2 separate regions of the Homo sapiens genome follow, and region 2 is linked to region 1. The links are chromatin loops, found by intact Hi-C in ENCODE. Cell type or tissue: B cell. All regions are shown on one strand.

Region 1 (8,000 bases):
CTCAAACATAAGTAATCCATAGAAACGGTCTGTTAATCTGCAAATTTGCAGAAACCATTTCTAGAACATTATCAGTGACTCAGATATGTACAGTTCCAAAATCAAGTAAACTTCAAGGCAATTAAGTAAAACTCTTTTTATCTAACAGCTGTACAATGAGCTGCTATGGTTATTGAGACAGTCTGATTAAAGCAATATTAGAGCATATTTTAAAAATCACACTGAGAGTAATTCAATGTGGTTTAGTAGGCACTTCTATATTTTGTAGTGACCAAGGGATAGATAAATGAGTGAATGACATGCAGCAAAGTAGACACAAAAAGGTAGAAGATTACATTTGTGATGTATTTACATGGCAAATGAAATCTCTTTTACCATCTGATATGGTTTGGCTGTGTCCACACCCCAAATTTCATCTTGAATTGCCATCTAAACTGTAGTCTCCACCTGTCTCGGGAGGGACCTGTGGGGGATGTTTGGATCATGGAGGTGGTTTCCCCCCATGCTGTTCTTGTGAGAGTGAGTGAGTTCTCATGAGATCTGATGGTTTCATCAGCAGTGGTTTCCTCTTTCTGTCTCTCTGTCTGTCTCTCTGTCTGTCTGTCTCTCTGTCTGTCTCTCTCTCTCTCTTTCCGTCTCTCTCTCTCTCTCTCTCTCACCTGCCACCCTGTAATATGTGCCTGCTTCACCTTCTGCCATGATTGTAAGTTTCCTGAGGCCTCCCCATCCATGTGAAACTGTGAGTTAATTAAACCTTTTTTCTTTATAAATTACCCAGTTTCAGGCAGCTCTGTGTAAAAACAGACTAATACACCATCTTAATGTCAACTGATTTTTCTGAAAATTTTAAAATAGAATATAGTGGAGATGGTGATTTTCCTGCTACTTAAGAAATGGTTTTATGAACTTGAATTTTGCACATGCCTTTTTAATGGAAGAAGCTATAGAGTACAATAATATTTGTGATGTAAATTCTCTGAGCAAAATCCATTTTGAGTATCTATCTAATAATAAGAAAACATTTACAAGTATACATATAAACACACATATGCATACATGTATTATGTATATGTACATGTAATATACTGAGGTCAACTACATGAAGGTCATTAAGTGTTTTATATATAACATGTACTTAATTATCAAAACTCTATTCATTTAATAATAATATTTTACAAACAAATATGAGGCTTAGGGGAACCAGCTGAATTTCTGAAAATTACACCCCTATAAGTGGGAAAGACAGAACGAACACATAGTTTATCTAACTCAGAGGATGAGCTCTTAATGCTATAGCATTCCTCCTCTTTCCTAGGCTCTGTCAAATCACTTCCATAGAATTTTATTTGTTTAAGATCTGTCCGCAAACACAAAAAAAGACTAGCAGTTCTTCACTTAATTACAGATTTTTAGTAATCATAACACATTAAGGTTGACAGATGCAGACATGTTAGCCAGCTCTTCCTCATTCTTATAAATTATGAATTAAAGCAGCAATGCTATCAGATGCATGGCTTCGATAGCACTGTTAGAATTATATGATGTCAGTTTTATTTTAATCAAACTTTCAACCAAAGTCTTAATATTTCCATTGCACATTTGTACAATGGACTTCATTTGCTTTTATAAGTTTTTGAGTTAAGTTACATCACTGGAATCCAAAGAATACAGAGTGGTAGAAATCATCTTTTGCTTCATCTAACTTCATCTACCTCCACAGAGAAGAGGAAACAAAAATTCAGAGCTCAATAATTTACCATGTCAATAAATAACTAAACTTCTCTGCTAAGAATGTAAGTCTGTGGAAATAACCCTGGACTTTAGAAACCACTGTTCCAGATGCATAATGTTTTTTAGAAATACCTTACTCGAATATTAAAACTAAGCACTGTCTTTCAGCCTAGAATTCTAGGAATGGATAATTAGCAATGAAACCAAATTTTTAATTACATGTTTTGTTTTATAATGTTAGCTGATACTCACATTTAGGAAGGAACCCAAAGAAATATAGCCAGTATTTAGGAGGGAACTCAAAGAAAATTAAAAATATTTTAAATATATCGAACTTTATTTATGCATTGTGTTTAGAGTTTGCACTTTAAGATTTTCTTATCCTGCTATTTGTTTTTTAAGCCAAAGATTTCTTGTGCCAGACTGATGGAAACTGTGGTAAGAAAAAACTGGGGTAAAAAAATTGAAAAAGTTTTGAATCAAGAGGCTTTTCCTTAGAGCAGAAGCATTCCTGATTCACAGGTGATGCTAATGCTTTCTGATCACCCATAATTTGATCTTTCTAAAGGTCCTATGATTACAGGTTTTTCTGTGATAAATTCAATCTCAGATTACTCATATATCAAATTAGAAACGCCAGATGCATCTTCTCTTTTGGACAAACTCTTGATGTATAATTGCCTTTCCAATAATGCATGTCTCCTTATATCAGTCTTTATATTCTGCGAAAAAAAATCAGCCCTTGTTTGTATGTTCTAATTATCTGGTTTGGCAAGAAATTCAAACTGAAGCAATCTTTGCCTTTGCACAATAAATTTATTGCTTTGTTAAGGAAAACATTATTTTTTCTTTTACTTATATAATAAAGCACAATAAACAAATCTGAAGTCATACTATACTATATATCTATTTAAACGGAATTGTATTTTGTATTACAACTGCTCTTAAAATAATAAATTAGAAAAATAAAATGCATTCCAAGCACAGATTTCAGGGTCAAGTTGCTTTTCTAATGGTAATAAGTTGTATATATGTAGCAGCTTCTTTCTAAGACTCTCAAAGGGCTTTATCATGCTAAGGTTGAAATTCAATTTATGTAATTTCAAATCAAATATAATTATCTCTACATTTGAGATGAGAAGATTGCTTTGTTTTATAGTACTTTAATGAATAATTGTAGCTTTGTTTATAGCTTCAACTTCTGGATTGCTTTTAAAGCTCAACAATTATATTTAAAAGTCCAGACTCTATTTTTTAACTTCTATTAACTTCATCTAATTCACTAAAGACTTTGTTCCCCTTTCCCTGAATGCCTGTCATTAATCACTTTGAATTCCACCTCTGCAGAGCTTAACTATCTAACACTCTACTGCCTCAGTCTGTCTTGTTATCATTTATCTTTCCTTCCCCTCCAAGTTACCTATCTATCCACTGCCATGGACACTGTTAAGGTTTGAATGTTGGTGTGCCCCACAGATTCTTATGTTGAAATGTAATAGCCATTGTGACAGTGTTAAGAGGTGGAGGCTTTAGGAGGTGATGAGGGCATGACTGGAATTAGTGGTCTTGTAAAAGATGCTTGAGAAACCCTGTTTGTCCCTTCCACCGTGTGAGGATGCAGCAAGATGGTGCCAACTGTGAAGGAGAGAGCAAGCCCTCAACAGACACTGTGTCTGCTGGCAACTTGATCTTACACTTTCCAGCCACCAGAATGTGAACAATACATTTCTGCTGTTTACAAATGACCCAGTCTAAGGCATTTTGTTACAGCAGCTCAAATGGACTAAGACAGCCCCCTGCTGGATGTATCATCTTCAGATTTTGGGCTACCTTTGGAATTTTATTTCTAGAAGTTTGTTTCCCAACTGCAACCTCTTATCTTCCATAATACTTGCTTAAAAATCTCAATATCTCAATTATTTAATTTCATTGTAAGTTTTAGGCCATTATTCTCATGCTATTTTCATGATGATTTAGTATCTTTTGGCATTCCTTTTTTCTTTTGTCTAACCTAGATTCCATTACGCAACATTATAATTCCTGTTGTAAATACCCTTGGCCACTATATATTACAATCACTATTACTATCACAGTTGTTCTCCCTGAGTCCTCACAAATTTCATCTCCACTCCCCTAGTGAAAGCCACCATCAGCTCTGTTATCTTACTGTTACAGCCACGGAAAGGGTCTTCCCACTTTTTATATAACTCTGCAATATCAACACAGCAAACTGAATGACTTTTCAAAAATATAAATTGCACAATTTATCTTTTATGTTTATGAAGGGCCAACGTTTGCTTATTACTTGAAATAAAATATGAATTCATGTCTGTCTTCGATATCATCCAATGTGATATACTCTGAAGCTAAACTGAACTTCTCTTAATTTCTTCACATTAACCAAGGGCTACCACACTTTTCTGGACTGCTCTTCCCCCTGTGGTTCCTATAACTATCTTTTTCTTGATTTTTTTTCTTTTTGAGATGGAGTTTTGCTCTTGCCCCCAGGGCTGGAGTGCAATGGTGCCATCTCCGCTCACTGAAACTTCCGCTTCCTGGGTTTAAGCAATTCTCCCGCCTCAGCCTCCTGAGTAGCTGGGATTACAGGTGCTCACCACCAAGCCCAGCTAATTTTTGCATTTTTAGTAGAGATGAGGTTTCGTTTTGTTGGTTAGGCTGGTCTCAAACTCCTGATCTCATGTGATCCACCTGCCTCAGCCTCCCAAAGTGCTGGTATTATAGGTGTGAGCCACTGCACCTGGCCATTCTTCTTGATTTTTAAATCTCCCATTCAATATTGCTTCCACAGAAAAGCCAGTTCCAGTCACCTTTCTAAAGTAAACATGTGCACATTACCCACTATTTGTTTTCTCTGTTTATTTGAATTTTCTATTCATTTGTTTTCTTTCATAACATATAAAACAAACAGTAAACATAAACTAATAAACTGGGATAATGTGTACTTCTGTCATCTTCATATTCCCCATGCCCAGCATATTGCCTGGTAAAAAGAAACATCCAAAAATATTTGTTTACTAAACGTCACTAAAGCAATTTTAGGATGGCTTAGAAATTCTAAGCTGTTGGGTTCATGCTATGATCATGTAGCATTTAAGACCAAATCTTACCTCATGGGGTCAAAATAAAAAAAGTATAATAAATTTCCTACCCTTTATTTACCTAGAATAACCAATACCATGTTTTCCTGCACTGTGATCCATGATAATATTTTCGCCTGGAGTATCAAATCAATTGTGTCAGAGTATTATTAATACTTTAATTTGATCTGCTTATGTCCTCATGAGATGAGCTATTAAAGTCTGTAATCAGTCCCAAATAAATTTGCTTCTGCATGGTTTACATGGACTGCAAAACAGTATTTATTAAAATAAATATTCACTGTTTATACATATTCAAAACATACAGTCACATTTAGGTTATGGAAAATAATTGTTAAAATTATAGATTTTCAAATTTTTACCTAAAATATAAATGAATATTATATTTTTCCACTTTTATAAAATTGAGAGTAGAAAATCTAACTGTGCTATCAGTAGTAATTAAAAAAAAGAGGCATAAGAATTTAGCATTGTCATCAAAATAGGTAATTCTAGAATTACATAAATAATATGTAAGCATATTATACTGCATGCTCATTAGCCCTAACATGATAAACAGCTTAAAATAAAAAATAAAAAAAGAAGTGGTGTTGGAAACATAAAAAATAAGTACTTGAAATTCTTGTTATCTTAATAAGTTTAATATTTCTTAAATTTACGTATGTGCCATGCACTTGTACAAAATATGAATACTAAAAACACTTTTTTAAAAAATACTAAATCAATACATTTTAGTTAGGAAATTTAAAATATATATATTAAGAAATAAAAGAATGTTGATGATTAAGTTGCTCAGATTATTTTAATTATAATTTAACTGTGGAATAATCTAATATTTGACTGATTTTTCTGGTTAAGAGAGTGAATTGAGGCCAGGCACAGTGGCTCATGCCTGTAATCATAACTTTGGGAGGCCGAGGTGGGTGGATCACCTGAGGCTGGAAGTTCGAGACCAGCCTGGCCAACATGGTGAAGTTCTGTCTCTACTAAAAATACAAAAAATTAGCTGGCTTTGGTGGTGGGCACCTGTAATCCTAGCTATTTGGAAGGCTGAGGCAGGAGAATTATTTGAACCTGGGAAGCAAAAGTTGCAGTGAGCTGAGATCATGCCACTGTGCTCCAGCCTGGGCAGCAGAGCAAGACTCCATCTCAAATTAAAATAAATAATTCTATTATAAAGACACATGCACACATATGTTTACTGTGGCACTGTTCACAATATCAAAGACTTGATAACAACCCAAATGCCCATCAGTGATAGACTGGATAAAGAAAATGTGGCACATATACACCATGGAATACTATGCAGCCATAAAAAAGGATGAGTTCATGTCCTTTGCAGGGACATGGATGAAGCTGGAAACCATCATTCTCAGCGAACTAACACAAGAACAGAAAACCAAACACCATGTGTTCTCATTCAAAAGTGGGAGTTGAACAATTAGAACACATGGACACAGGGAGGGGAACATCAACACCAGGGCTTGTTAGTGGGTGGGGGGCTGGGGAGGGATAGCATTAGGAGAAATACCTAATGTAGATGATGGGTTGATGGGTGCCGCAAACCACCATGGCACATGTATACCTATGTAATAAACCTGCACGTTCTGCACTTGTACCCCAGAGCTTAAAGTAAAATAAAAAATAAATAAAAATATAATAAAATAATATTAAAAAAAGAGTGAATTGAAAGGACTAAATTTGCAGACTCAGAATGAACACAAACAATGGAACATTGCATTAGTCTATTATAACAGATTAGCAGTGTAGCTTAAAGTGCTTAAACTGCTCAGGAAGTTTAAGCTGCATTTAATGCAATATAATGAAGGCTATAGCACATTCAAAAGTTGGATTACATTGACTGACAACCATTAATGGTTGTTTGAATTGACTAGTCAATGTAATCCAACTTTTGAATATACTATAGCCTTCATTATATTTAAATATATAGAATACTCTTTTAGCATTATGCCAAAATAGAAGTTATGGGAGATGTGGAAGATATGAAGGGGCTTAAACTTTTCTCAACAATAAACGTCAGCCAGTGAGGAGGCTCGATGTCTTCACTTTAGTCTCTTCTAGTCTTGTTTTCATAAGAAATTCATAAATTCTCCTATTTATGTAATAAATAGGGTTAGGAAAGTTTAAAAAATAAAATAAAATGCCTCCCCTACCTTTGAAAAATAAAACAGTTGACTGTCTTATTATTTTTCCTATGTATTTTTGATTGAAACATATCTGCTACTAAGTAATGCAAAAAATTTTTAGTGTTTTGAAATAACAAACCAAGGCACAAGTGTGAGAATTCAGTTAGAGAGATCTCTTTATTAACAGGGGATTTACAAATCTACAACTTGCCATAGTGCCTGATAAGAATAGAAATAGGAAAAGTCCTATGGGCTGAATGTTTGCATCACCCCCAAAAAATCAAATGTTGAAATCATAAACCCCAATGTGATGATTTTGGGAGGTGGTGCCTTTGAGACGTAATTGGGCTACGAGGGTGGAACCCTCATTAGTAACATTAGTGCCCCTATAAGAAGAGACACATGTTTGCTCTTGCTCTCCCCTCTCTACCATGTAAGGATGCAGCAAGAAGACAGCCATGTGCAACCAGAAGGAGGGCTCTCACCAGACACTGGATCTGGTGGCACCTTGATCTTGGACTTCTCAGCCTCTACAACTGTGAGAAATACATGCTTGTTGTTTAGCTATCCAGTCTATGGTATTTTTGTTACAGAACCCTCAACTAAGACAAGAAGTATAGGGTGCCAATTAGCTTAAATTACTATGTTGGTGGGAGCAACTGAAATCTTTATCTGCAATTCCAACTTCACTCTTGACCTGTTGATCTATATCCTGAACATCATTCACCCATTGGCTATATTTTTGTTGTCCATAGGCCAACCTCCAAAGGCAGAGAGGGAAGAGCCCTTCATAATCTTTTTTATTAATTTTCCTTCACATTCCTACTCCAGAAATTGGACATGCCTGGATTCCCAGATTTTCTCTTTTTTTTTTTTTTTTTTTTTTTTGAGACAGTCTCTCTCTGTCACCTAGGCTGCAGTGCAGTGGTATGATCTCGGCTCACTGCAACCTCCACCTCCCTGGATCAGACAATTATCGTGCCTAAGGCTCCTGAGTAGCTGG
Region 2 (8,000 bases), 140 kb before region 1:
TGATCTTGAATTTCAACCATGCTACATCCTCTTTGGAAGACACTGGAAAAGAGCTTGGCCTCGCTGCCTGGATCATAATACTCAGGAGTATCTTTTCTTTGTACATAAAGAAACCTTTTAATACCTCACAGGCTTTTTGTTAGGATTACATGTATGCAGCATGTATGCACCATAACCTAATAGAGTATTTAACACACGCAAGCCATCAGTCTGCTTGCTGGTAGAGATATCATCTTTAAAAAACTCAGTATATGCATTAAGAGAAGTCCCTAGTGGGTGTCCTTAGAAAGATTTTGAGGCAGTTTAAAGGTGGAGAAACATTGTCTTCAAATACATAGTTAAATGACTTAATTTAAAAAAGATTTAAAAGAAAAGTTCAAAACTATGTACATCAGACAATTCATAATAAGTTGTGGATTTGCTATACTTATGATCCGTTATGCCACTTGTTCTTTTTGACACATTTATCTATTCCGTTGACTTTAATCAGACAATGGCAACTCCCTCTTTGTCCTCATATTATTGCCTTGGACTTTTCTAAAATTTCAATGAGGAAGACTACTTTAATCTTAGGAAATCGATAGCTCTACAACTGAGAAAGTCAACATTTAATTGGGTTGTATGTATCAGAGGATAAGTTTATTTTATAGAAAGAAGAAAAGTTATCAAGCTTAGTTATCAGAAATGAAGTTAATTAGTAAATTTCAGAGGTACTTTGGTAATTACTGATTTTAAAAAGAGAAATAAATGGACCCAGGGGAGAGAAAAAAGAAAGAGAAAGAGAGGGAGAGAGAGGGGGAGAGATAGAGGAAGAGAAAGAGAGAGAGATTGGACACAAGCAGAATTATGGAAATTTTATCATTCTTTTGACCACTGGAGTAAGATGAATTAAGTAAGACCACAAGGGAAATTAAGTTAGTAAAAGTCAGGTGTCACCTAAGGCTGGAGTTGTGTCAATGCCACTCCTTGTACCACCACCAACACCCTTACCATAAGGTGATTACAGTTAAATGAGAAAAACAAATGCAAATAGAATAAACAGCAACTAGAGGAGATGATATAAGTGGTCTAATGGGCACCCTTTGTAAAAAGTCCTGAGGAGGGGTCTAGAAGGGGTCTGTGCCATAAATAAAAGTGAGTTTATGAAATTAAAAAGAAAGCCTCCCTTGGATATAGAAAGATTGCCATGTGCTTGAGAGAGCTTCTGGTTAAAGCTCAAGCCTCGTGCTTCTCCCAGTGAGTTGCACTGAAGTCAGTGTAATCAATCAGTCATGTTGTGTGTACTCGTGGAGTCTTTAATCTTTCAGCATCACAGGCTGGGAGGAATGTTCGGGTACAAAATGGCAGAATCTCATCCTTCTGAGCATCTGTGTAAGGAGATTTGGAGAATTCATAGCAATTGCAGCTCCTTTGATTCAGCCTGGTCTCTGCCTTTGCTCTTGCCCAGGAAACCAGTTTTTATCCACAACCAGAGGGAGGCAATAGAGAAGGAAGATCCCCATAATGATTTGCATTGTGTATATTTTGAAAATGACTTTATTAAAAAACAATTGTAGAAAGCATTCTAGTTTTGTAAAAGGGAGAATAAATATGTATATGCATTTTCAGATCAATTTTATTACTTCATGCTTATGAAATTACATGATAACTGCCCTGCTTAGAGAAATAGTAAAATGTTGACATTGATGATCTTTAAATATAGATATGCCAATTTAGGAAGCTAAGTTTCTTGTGTTGACTGACGAATTAACATGGAATTCTGGGTTTTCTAGAGTGTGTTTAATATGATACAATTAAAGTATAATACCTCTGGCTAGTGTGAAATAGAGTGGGCTGTTAGGGAACATAAGTCAGGGACTGTCATGTGAAGCCCTCAGAAACAGATGGAAGATCCTTTGCAAGCCTGGTAACCCATCAAACCTTAGATACTTGGCTTTTTTGGAGACATCTTGTTAAGGTGTTTGGTTAAATTTCAGAAAACTCCAATTCCAATCCCCTTTGTCCAGCACTGACCACTAATTTATAGTAAGAAAACTCATCTAATACTATTTTAATGAAAGGCTGAAAAAAGCAGATGGGCACAAAGAAGTAGATTGCCAATAATTCAGCAAAAGTAAAGTGGCAGTTTTCCCTTGGTGGTACACAGAAAATTTTCCAGTTACACATTGTATTGTGCCCACTCGTAGCTGCCGTTCATGCTTCGTCTTCAAGTATGCAAAATAATTATGGAAAACAGCAGCCTCACAAAAGCCACACTTATAAAGACAGGCATTAAAACTACCTTTCATTCATACTTTTGCCTTGCTGCTGTTTGGAGTTCCTTGTCTAAGAGAACTTCGAAAATCTGTTTGGGATTCCTACCATTTCTTCAAATTCCTCAGAAGAACAATTGTATTCTGGGCAATATGATTAACGTCATAAATATTTCTCGAAGTGGCTACTATTCAGAAAGCTTAAACCCAGCGTAGGTATATGAAAGATAAGCATTGTGAAATGGAGATACTCAAATGAACTCACCTAAGTACTGGTAAACCCTTTGAGTTTTTAATTTTCATCTTTTTTACTTTGCAAGATGGCTGGAAAGTATGATGAGACTAAAAATACATTTCCAAAATAGGATAGATTTGCAAAAAAAAAAAAAAATAGTGTTTTCTCAGCTACATGTTCAATCCTGCAAGATTTTCATGTTTATCTAAGTTTTCTCACATGCCTCAGTTTTGATAACTATGCTTCACATGCAGAGAAGGAAAAAATTCAGGGCTTAATATTTTGTTTCATTTGTATCTTTTCCTTTTTATTTTTTTTTTGCTTGATAAAAGTGCTTACCAAGATCAGTCATGTTTCTCTAAAGGTGAAGACAGGAGGAAATGTGTAAACAATTGGTAGAACAAACAGGAGAGTTGCTTATTTTATTCCATCAATTACGGCGTCCCAAATCATTACAACCTCTTGCCACCTGTTTCTGTCATTGTCTCCTCCCTCCTGCTTCCTCCTTCTTCGGTTCCATTGTTGGAAGGGCTACTCAAAGGTTTCAGGAAACTAATCACACTGCACTGTTTTTAACACGTCTCTGCCCTGCGAGCCTTTCAAACAATTAGTCTCTTTGCAAGTGTTCAAAGATGTAGTACATTTTGCCAAGATTGTAAACTCTCCAGATTCCTTGCTTCCTGTTCCTGATCTACATTAACCCAGTCTTTTAAGGCTTTATTTCCAGTGGCTGATGAGAACAGAGACAGAAGATGGCACTGTTGACTCATTATCAAAAAGTCAGCAATTGCTTTAGAAAAAAAAATCTTCCATGTTAGAAAAACACAGTATTATTAGAAACTGGAAGTGAGACTACATATATAATGAAACCCAATTTTTGAATATTGTAAGAGGAAATATCAATTAAAAATTAGAGAAAGTAAACTAAGCAGTGAGAAAGTCTCACTGACTTAAATTTTCAGGAAGAGCTTGTTTCATATGGAATTCAGTTCTAGTTACATGCAGCAGAGGGATAAGATGAGATACTTGGGGTTTGGTTCAACTCCACTCTCACAAACCACAAGGCATTAGACACATTACTTAACCTCTCCCTGAGTCTAAATGTCCTTATTGTAAAATGGAGATAATAATACTTATTCTGTATGATCATTTTTTGCAATGAATGAGCACATAGTAAAAGTTCATTAATGCTGCTAGAATGTAAGTCTTTGATTATCTTGTTAATAACTCTATCAACACCAAATAGCACAATACCCAACCTAGAAAAGCTGTGTAGAAATTGATTGAGTGAAAAAAACAAAACTTAACTGAATTTTGTGTTAACTTACTGATGGTACTTAAACAAGAAGCAGGGCACATGTAAAAAATAATTAATTGGTTACCAATTTGATCGTTACAGCACTTGGCTATTTCAATCTGTCCTTTTTCTTAGGGAAATTTAATTATTTCCAATTAAACTATTGAAGATGTCTCATCATTAATAGGGAAATTTTTATATAGATTTTCAGAAGCACTAGCAGACAGCTATTTTATTTAGACAGGCAGAAATTAAAGTATTGTTTTTTAATATTCTCTTCTATTTCTTATTATAATTGTAACCATTATACCATAGCCTACCTTTCCTTTGAGAAATTTAAATGGGAAAATAACATATGGTAGAATATTTTGCCCCTCTTGTTTCCCTAAAATTTAAAGCAAAGACACATTATTTGTGCTCAGTCTACACTAATTAAACATGAATATTTTACATTAAGATACATAGAAATGAAAGGCTTACTTATCCTGTAATATTTTACGTTGTCATAATATTAACTTTAAGCATCAGGAGTTATTTAGACATCATTAAATGTATACATGTTTATTTTCATAATCCCTATGTATGTGATAGAGCTATTTAGCAAAAGTCAATTTTCTCTTTTGGGGCACACAGCCAGCCTACTTTCTTGGTCTTCTTTGCATTTGGGTTTGGACATATGACTAAATTGCAGAGAATGGAATGTGCATGAAAGCAATGCATGCCGTTTCTGTATCGACTCTTGTAGGAAGAAAGTATGCTTCCTACCCCAAAAGATCTGTATTTCTTTGTACTCACTAGATGCAAATGACAGATAGACCCTAAAGGGTACAGAGCCACAAAATGGAAAGAATCTGGGTTGATGAATCTCCACATAAAGGAATTCATCCTTTGCTTAGTAACTGCTAGGTAAGTGGGAAATCAGCTTCTCTTTGTTCTATTAGTTTTTATCACCCCAAATAATATGCCTGTAAAAAATAGTGAGCTAGCAATCACAGCATAACATATGATTTACTGTCACTCTTTAGAACATTCTAGGCTAAAATAGGGACACCAAGTAATAAGTGCCTTTTGACAGAAAGGCCAGGATGCTCTGCTCATTCAGCTAATCAGCAATTCTATATAGTATACGCTCACTTTTCATTAACTTATTTTTTTAATTAAAAATACCAAATAGTAGCTCACTGAGTGTTAATATTTGGGTACATTCGCACAGATATCTGGGCTTCACCTCATTATGTTTCTACTCTATTTCCTCCATTAATCTGTCCAATGGAGGAAGGATATTTAAAATTAAAATTGATGGCATCCACTTAAACTTTCCAAAGAGTGGGGAGTGAGGGGCATAATATTTATTTCTTATTCATTACTTTTTCTTCTTCTCTCAGAGTTTAAGTGTAGCAAGAAGGGAGAATTAGAAATCCTATTACAGTATTTTTTTTTTAACCATAGAAGAAGAGGACCCAGAGAGGTGACATGTTGAGTGAAACACAATATTCAGCCTTTAAAGGTACAGACATTCTTCATAAACCTTGACAGATGCATCCAAATGTTTTTGGTGTAATTTACAGTGAGGGTCACATGCTGATTCTTTTCCATTCCCTGCTCCTCACTTCCTGCTCTGTGCCTCAGGAGAATGGTTCATGTAGATGCTGTCTTTCTGGCTTCCAGTTAGACTTAGCTAGGGGGAAGTACTTGCAGAAAGTGGATGATAGAAGGGGAGAGAGGGCAGGGTATCTCTTCTCTTGCTCACCCCCTCTTCTGCACAGGATTTTGGAAAGCCCTGATATGTTCTCTAGCACCTGGAGCTGCTGCCATGCATTCCTTTCTTGCCCTTTCAGTCTTAGGGAAGGAATGGCTTCCTTGCTTTGCCAATCCGTGAGTGTTGCTGCCTCCATTTTTGCTACCTTTAAATAGTCGAAATGGTTGACCAGCAAATGGACACCACAGCATAACCAAGTTGCCACATAAATGTAACTATAACATAAAGCCTGAGAATCTTGGGTTTAGAAATGAAGAGCCATTTCCACAAATGAAGCAAAAGAAGAGCAGGCCTTCTTTTTTTCCATGACCTATGGATAATTTTGCCTAATAATACCATCTATGTAAGAGGGCGATAAAGGAATAATAAGGTTAGAAAAAAAGCAGACCTTCTGTTAAAAATAGACCTTTTTGATAGAAATTCTTTAGCTGAGGTAACACAATGTCTTTTGTCTCAGGTATTATGGTATCCAAAATTGAGTGATAACCCATTAGGGATAGCTGAAGAAAATAGAGATCTATACTGAAGGCAAACGCTAATGTGTTTAAAGTATCCTGAGAGTGAGACCCTCTGCTTTCTGGCAGTTAGCAGAGGTTGTATGTGTTAAAGGCAGCTGGGTTTGTCATCAGTTAAAAGAAACAAGAGAACAAGAATGTGATGTATAAGGCAAGGCAAATGTTCCAGTATCACTTCCCAAAAGTATACAGCCTAAGAACAAGAAAGTCTATGGTTTTGAGTTTTGCAGGCAAAATGGACAATTTAAACAACTTCAAGAGAGCACCTTCTATAGTTTGGGGTTTATGATACAAAACCTCAGTAACTAACTAACTAACTTTGTGCTGGGTGGGGGCTTGAAATTTTTGGTGTTAGGTTTTCTAAAAGACCTTAACCTTTATGAGAGACCTATTAATATTTTAAGGCTTTAAAATGTTATTATGTTTGAGAAAAATAACTATGCAGTCTGTATGGCTATAAAGATAAACTGGAGATCAAAATGTCATTAATAGATAAAAACTCAAATTCAATTTTAGATAGATTTTTAGAACAGTGAAGGCTCTCCATAGCAGCAATAGGAAGCTATGTGAGGTGGTGAACATTTTAGTATTACGTATGGTTTAGCAGAAATAATATGGTCAGGGAAATAAATACAGGCATCGTGGTTGAACTTCATGGGATTAGGCTAGATGATGTAAAGGTCTTACCTCATTTTAAGATTTTATAATTTTAAAATTTATATTCCCCATACTGAAAAATATTATGCTTATGTATACCAGAAGGCATAAATTAACATACACTTCACGTATCTCACTATTATGATTTTTTGATATTACATATAAAGTAGGATCCATAAAGTGTAAAGTTTCAGACAGAGTTTATTTTTAGTTGCCGTACTTCTTTTCTTCATATTTGATGGCATAATTCCTATTTCAAATTATAGCCATTTAAGACTTTGCAAGGGAGTTAAGCTAGAAATTTTTCTGTTTTTAGGATACTATATGCAAACATGGAGGCTGTCAAATAAAATTTTGGAAGCTGAGAAATAAAAAAAAATTACTTTTAAACACAAGGAATCTCATGGAGTTAAAATGAGCAGTTTTGTCTCTTTCCCAGGCTTTTGGACATCACTGGGTTATAAAATTACTTTTATACTTTAAAGAGAGAAGACTGACATAGGGTTGTCGATGTTGTTTTTCAGCTACATCTATCTTAAAGAAAAGTGAATATAAAATAACTAAACTTTATTGCCACCATTTCATATAAAAGGAGAATCTTAATATATAAAACCATAATTAATTCCCTGGGTTGTATTAAAAATATTAAACAACTGATATAGTACTTGTACTAATTGGCCGATTGGCATAGACATTAGCTGCCATATTGGTAAATACCATCTAAAAATTAGCATTTGATAAATATAATCTCAGGATAAAGCACAACTTTTTATGTTTAATATTTTTGTTTTGTGAAAACTTATAATTCTGTATTTTTCTCCATTTTCCAGGATGCATAAACATCTTGGTAGACCTTAGGTCCAAGATAAAAATTTACAATGTTGATGTAAGATAACGCCGCATATCTACAACTATCTGATCTTTGACAAACCTGAGAAAAACAAGCAATGGGGAAAGGATTCCCTATTTAATAAATGGTGCTGGGAAAACTGGCTAGCCATATGTAGAAAGCTGAAAGTGGATCCCTTCCTTACACCTTATACAAAAATTAATACAAGAGGGATTAAAGACTTAAACGTTAGACCTAAAACCATAAAAACCCTAGAAGAAAACCTAGGTAATACCATTCAGGACATAGGCATGGGCAAGGACTTCATGTCTAAAACACCAAAAGCAATGGCAACAAAAGACAAAATTGACAAATAGGATCTAATTAAACTAAAGAGCTTCTGTACAGCAAAAGAAACTACCATCAGAGTGAACAGGCAACCTACAAAATGGGAGA

What was found. Hi-C counts contacts between places; a loop is a spot of excess contacts. Peaks named below come from ENCODE experiments on the same cell type or tissue, not always from the same donor. Only the 100,000 strongest peaks of a DNase experiment are listed, where the experiment ranks them.
Region 2: a loop joins it to region 1, with 5 times the contacts of the local background. A loop is called at or near these places in 14 of 110 quality-filtered maps.

What each region holds. Positions count from the first base shown.
Region 1 is chr21:24,891,850-24,899,849 of GRCh38, reverse strand. The region is part of intron 2 of LINC01692 (long intergenic non-protein coding RNA 1692); the gene reads right to left. Among named protein-coding and RNA genes, the nearest start is that of LINC01692, 55 kb to the right of the region's middle. In B cell, a CTCF peak has its summit at 3,518 (motif pointing left); a DNase peak (open chromatin) is centred at 3,489; H3K27ac peaks cover 321 bases.
Region 2 is chr21:25,035,186-25,043,185 of GRCh38, reverse strand. All of the region lies in intron 3 of LINC01692 (long intergenic non-protein coding RNA 1692), which reads right to left. Among named protein-coding and RNA genes, the nearest start is that of LINC01692, 200 kb to the right of the region's middle. In B cell, CTCF peaks have their summits at 3,020 and 3,221 (motif pointing right); a DNase peak (open chromatin) is centred at 3,235; H3K4me3 peaks cover 982 bases; H3K27ac peaks cover 709 bases.